Linked DNA regions of Homo sapiens: region 1 is linked to region 2. Evidence: chromatin contacts called from ENCODE Hi-C or POLR2A ChIA-PET data. All regions are on one chromosome and are shown on one strand. The core of a region is the stretch at or near the end of the contact, and the rest is flanking DNA. Distances in the headings are between cores, read along the strand shown.

Evidence for each region. A loop is a pair of places that touch in the nucleus more often than their neighbours do. ChIA-PET counts read pairs that join two places held with the same protein, here RNA polymerase II (POLR2A). Pooled maps may share reads with other maps.
Region 1: a pooled map shows a loop between it and region 2 (5-fold over the local background). The contact joins the enhancer-like site here to the promoter of PPP1CA in region 2. A Hi-C loop is called at or near these places in 11 of 37 single-sample maps with no recorded cell type and 6 of 50 pooled maps. POLR2A ChIA-PET finds 5 or more read pairs at or near these places in 3 of 52 experiments (Caco-2, H1 and activated CD4-positive, alpha-beta T cell).

The regions. Positions count from the first base shown.
Region 1 is chr11:67,557,334-67,560,033 of GRCh38, forward strand. No RefSeq gene overlaps it. Among named protein-coding and RNA genes, the nearest start is that of GSTP1, 25 kb to the right of the region's middle. Within about 2 kb of position 1,263, at least 10 of the 41 ENCODE cell types and tissues checked have a DNase peak (open chromatin) inside an H3K27ac peak, as active enhancers do.
Region 2 is chr11:67,400,436-67,403,135 of GRCh38, forward strand. It overlaps PPP1CA (protein phosphatase 1 catalytic subunit alpha), which reads right to left and starts at 1,423. Exons shown (of 7, transcript NM_002708.4): 1 at 1,293-1,423; 2 at 633-764; 3 at 254-484. The coding sequence starts at 1,347. RefSeq lists a silencer at 905-1,684.

The DNA.
Region 1 (2,700 bases), core at 13-2,512, 160 kb after region 2:
ACTGCACTCTGGCCTGGGCGACAGAGTGAAACTCCATCTTGAAAAAAAAAATTGCATTTCCTAATGACACTGAACATGTTTTTACCTTTTTATATGCTTAAGGGGTGTATAATAATGGCACACAAATCGTCTTAAGGCTATTTGTTTTAAATATTAGGGACTAGACTATGAAATATGGACACAGATAGGCTAGTAATTTATTGTCCCTTTGAAGTCTTTTTTTTTTTTTTTTTTTTTTTTGGTAGAGATGGGGTCTTGCCATGTTGCCCAAGCTGGTCTCGAACTCCTGGGCTCAAGTGATCCACCTGCCTTGGCCTCCCAAAGTGCTGGGATTACAGGCGTGAACCACCACAACTGGCCCCTTTCAAAGTCTTTTTTTTTTTTTTTTTTGAGAGGGGTCTCACTCTGTCACCCAGGCTGGAGAGCAGTGGTGCGATCTCGGCTCACTGCAACCTCTGCCTCCTGGGTTCAAGTGATTCTCCTGCCTCAGCCTCCCGAGTAGCTGAGACTACAGGTGTGTGCCACCACACCCGGCTCTTTTTTGTGTGTTTTTAGTAGAGACAGCGTTTCACCATGTTGGCCAGGCTGGTCTCAAACTCCTGACCGCAAATGATCTGCCCGCCTTGGCCTCCCAAAATGCTGGGATTATAGGCATGAGCCACTGCGCCCAGCCCAAAGTCTTTACATATTTGCCCAACATGTATTTAGTTTGGCTGTTTCTTTATTTTAAAAAGCCGCTTTTTATTTAAAGAAAAACAAAAGATTGTTTTCAGAAATAAATTCACCTTCCGGGGCTAAAAAAATCCTAACCATTTCCTACTTCTCTTTGGTTCTTGTTCTCACTTCAGGTTGTATATTAATCAGATACAAGTCCCACTGAGGTTACAAAGTCCCCCAACCGCAGCAGCTGAAACAAGCTAGAAGTATGTTTTCACTCTGCAACAAGTCCGGTGTCCTCTGCACGAAGCAATGGGCACTCCGTGGTGTTAGGGACCCAGGCTCCCCCTGCTCTCTCTGCCATGCCAAGGATGCCATCCCTGTCACGTCCATGTTCCAGCCCCGCGGGATCAGGGGTTCTCTGAACAACACCTTTTGAAGAGGCATCTTCTAGGTTTGCAATGTAGATGATAAAATAAGTCACTTGTTGGCAACACGCAGCATACCCCATGCAGCACCGGGTTTCTGACTTGCAACTGGCGTGACTTCTAGTGAATGTGCCGCCCAGAAACACTCGACGGAGACTACACTGCTATCACTAAGTTGTTTTTTCTCCTTCTTGAGTACTTCAGTGGGGTGGGGCCAATTTATATTTAACCAGTTATTTCAGGAATCAAGGAGGGCGGGGAGGCACACTGACTGCTGTATTACTGGTTCATTCTGGGAAGCCTGGGCCCAGCTCCAGCTTGCTGAGGCCACGCTACGGGGTCCACAGCGTCGACTGTCCCTGACTCTAACCAGCGTCTCCCAGAGCCTGCAAATGTGCCACACACAGCAGCAGGGGCGGGGCTCACTCCTCATTCTCACTCTTCGACTTGTATTGGGCTGATTTTGATTGAAAGCAGCAGAAACCCAATCAAAGGCGAATTTGCTGACTCAGTTAACTGGAAGATAACGGATGCTTCTGCTTTACGCACGTTGGATCCAGGAGCTCCATCAAATTCTTCATCATTTCTCACTCTTCCTCCCCATGAAACATTGTTTTTCTCCCTCTGTCTCTCTTTTTTTTTTTTTTTTTGAGACAGAGTCTTGCTCTGTCGTCCAGGCTGGAGTGCAGTGGTGCGATCTCGGCTCACTGAAACCTCCGCCTCCCGGGTTCGAGCAATTCTCGTGCCTCAGCCTCCCGAGTGGCTGGGACTACAGGTGCCCGGCTAATTTTTGAATTTTTAGTGGAGACGGGGTTTCACCGCGTTGGCCAGGCTGGTGTCGAACTTCTGACCTCAAGTGGTCTGTCCGCCTCAGCCTCCCAAAATGTTGGGATTACAGGTATGAGCCACTGCACCCAGCCAGCATTCTTTTTCTCTACACTGCTTACTTCTCTGTGGCTTCATTCTCAGGCAGCCTGTACCTGCAGGGTGGCAAATATGGCCAAGTCACTTTAAGGCTTTCTTTGATGAGTTCTGGGGTTGCCTTTCATTGGCGTGGCTCACTGGGTCCTGCCCCTCCCTGAATAATCACTTTGGCTAGGAGAATGCAGTTCCTATCCCCTTGGCAGAAGTGGTCACTTTCAGTTCAATCACATGGATTTGGTTCCTCCAAGAAAGAGAGGTTCTGTTACCAAAGGAAGAGGCAAAGGATGCTTAGCTGACGAAGACCTCAGGTGCCCTCTGTGCCTTCTTTGCTGTGCCCAGATGATGCCTTTGGCCAGCTTTTTCCTGTACTGCTCATTATAAAAACAATATGTAATGAAGTGGAGAAAACTTATTTCTCAAAAATTCCTGGACAGGCACTGTGGCTCACGCCTATAATTTCAGTGCCTTGGGAAGCTGAGGTGGGAGGCCAGGAGTTTGAGACGAGCCTGGGCAACACACTGAGATCCCATCTCCATTTAAAATATGTATATTAAAAAAACAAATCCTAAGGGAAGACTGGAGATAGGCTGGTGGGTGATTTGGACAGAGAGGGGCCATCTCTATGCCCAGGGCCTGGATGTCCCATGAACAGCTTTTCCTGGGGTCAGGCAGGCAGGGGTGGAGGGCACCA
Region 2 (2,700 bases), core at 173-2,672:
TGTAGGGGGAGTGTCACCAGGCAGGGCCCTGGGGGAAAGCACTAGAATCCGGGCAGCCCTTCAGTCAGCAACCATTCCCCAGACCCCATGCCAGGAGGGGCAGGGCAGGCACGAGAACGGACCTGGGCCCCGCCTTCGTGGAGCGCACAGTCTATCAAGTGTCTGTCAGATATCAGGCCAATGTGAAGGTCCCACTGAATGGCAAAGAGTGCGGTTCAGGACCCGGGCAGCCCCAGACGCTCAGACCACTCACACTCATCGTAGAAACCATAGATGCGGTTGATGCTGGCACACTCGTGGTTCCCACGGAGCAGGAAGAAGTTCTCGGGGTACTTGATCTTATAGGCCAGCAGCAGGCAGATGGTCTCCAAGGACTGCTTGCCCCTGTCCACATAGTCCCCCAGAAAGAGGTAGTTGCTCTCGGGAGGGAAACCGCCATACTCAAATAGTCGCAGAAGGTCGTAGTACTGGCCGTGTATGTCACCTGTGACCCAGGGAACCGGGTAAGCTAGATGCAAGGTCTAGACCTGAACCCAGGGCCAGGACTGCGCTCAAGGGAGGAGGGCTCCAGGAACTCTGTGGGGTCCAGTGCCACTTTTAGGAAGGCAAGGGGACCTGGGCCGGGGGCTCACCGCAGATCTTGAGGGGTGCCTCCAGCTCCAGAAGAATGGGCTGGCTCAGAAAAATCTCCCGGGATTTCAGGCACAGACCGCGGATCTCGTTCTCTGTCAGCTGTACATTCTTGCCAGGCCGCGAGCCCTGCACTGGGGCGCAATGGGGTGTCAGGACCCTGGACCCTGACAGGAGGAGGGTGGGCGACACGGGTGGCCCCATGGATACCTCCGGGGGCGCCTAGGCCTCCTCGGCCCCTCCTTGCCCACAGGCAGCTGTTGCTGCTGAGCCTCCCGGGACCGCGGCCTCAAGCCTCCCAGGGGAAGCCCCCAGCTACCCTCAGCGCCTCGGGAGGCGACTGTCGTGCGCAGGGGGCTGCCACCAAAAACCTCACAGCGCAGGACCCCTTCCTGGACCGGGCTTCCCGGGTTTCTCCCTCGCCCCAAGAGCCCAGGCAACCCGTGCGCCCCCAGCCCGGGAGAGGGGGGGAGCTGCTCCGCGCGTCGGAGCTGGCCCCGGACCTCTCAGGCGCGTCCGCGGGGGGGCAGCTGCGGCCACGGAACCTCGCTGCCCGTCCCCGCCCAGTCTAAGCTGGCCCCGGGGGCCCGCCCGCGCGCCACTTCCGGGCCGGGCAGGGGGCCAGGGCGCGGCGGACGCGGGCCTCCCCCGCCCCGACCAACCTTCCAGCAGGCGCCCGATGATCGAGTCCAGGTTGAGCTTCTCGCTGTCGGACATGGCGGCGCCGCCGCTCCAGCCCAGCAGCTCCTGGCCCGCTCCTGCCTCCCGCCCTCCGGCAGCCTCCTTCCGGCCTGGCTCTCCTTCCGCCCGCCCCAGTCCGCCCCCGGCCCGCGGCCCCGCCTCCAGGCCTCCCGGGCCCGCCCCGCCCAGTCCCCCGCCCTCTAGCGCCCCCGCTGGACGTGAGGCGCGGCGGCCCGGGGGGCGGGGCCTCGGCGGCGGGCTGGGGGCGGGGTCTGTCGGGGGCGTGACCAAGCTGGTTACGCCCCAGAGGAGGCGCCCAGCCCTGTTCAGAGGATGTGGGGCCGGAAGGACTGTGGAAGTTGTTTTTCTCTTTCAAAAGCCCAACAGACTTTCCCACCCCTTCCCTGGGTGGAAGGTGTTGTGAACATGTTAATAACCGGCTGCTAGGCACTGAGGGTTAACTGCTCCAAGTGCAGGAAAGGAAACTGAGGCTCAAGAGATAAAAACAGCCTGGACCTCGCATTCACGGAGGACCCCCCACTTCTTCGTGGGTCTCTGTGGCGCCCAGGCGGCTGACCACACTCAAAGACAGCTACGGCTGAATTCCCAGCGCACTTTGGTCCTTGGGGCATGCTAAATTAATATTTTCTTATAAGTCCCATAATTCGCTTTTTTTTTTTGAGACAGAGTTTTGCTCTGTCCCCCAGGCTGGAGTGCAGTGGCGCGACTTTGGCTCACTGCAACATTCACTTCCCGGGTTCAAGCGATTCTCCTGCCTCAGCCTCTGGAGTAGCTGGGATTACAGGCGTGCGCCACTGTGCCCAGCTAATTTTTGTATTTTTAGCAGAGGTGGGGTTTCGCCATGTTGGCCAGGTGGCCTTGAACTCCTAACCTCAAGTGATCCACCCCCCTTGACCTCCCAAAGTGCTAGGATTACAGGCGTGAGCCAACAAGCCTGGCCCCATAATTAGCTTTTGAGTAGCACAGTAATATTGCAGGGTGTGCACATAAAAATAATTACTTTATGAGCAGACGTGGCTGGGCACAGTGGCTCACGCCTGTAATCCCAGGACTTTGGGAGGCCTAGGCGGGCGGATCATTTGAGGTCAGGAGTTCGAGACCAGCCTGGCCAACATGGTGAAACCCCATCTCTCTAAAAATACAAAAAGTTAGCTGGGCATGATGGGAGCCTCCTGTAATCCCAGCTACTTGGGAGGCTGAGGCAGGAGAATCGCTTGAACCTGGGAAGTGGAGCCCAGGCGACAGTGCGAGACTGTCTCAAAAAAAAAAAAAAAAAAAAGAAGAGCAGACGATAAATGAACCTTAATTCTTGTTGGAACCCTGAGTTGGTGCTTTACATGCCAGTAACCTCAGAACTGGAAGTGGGCC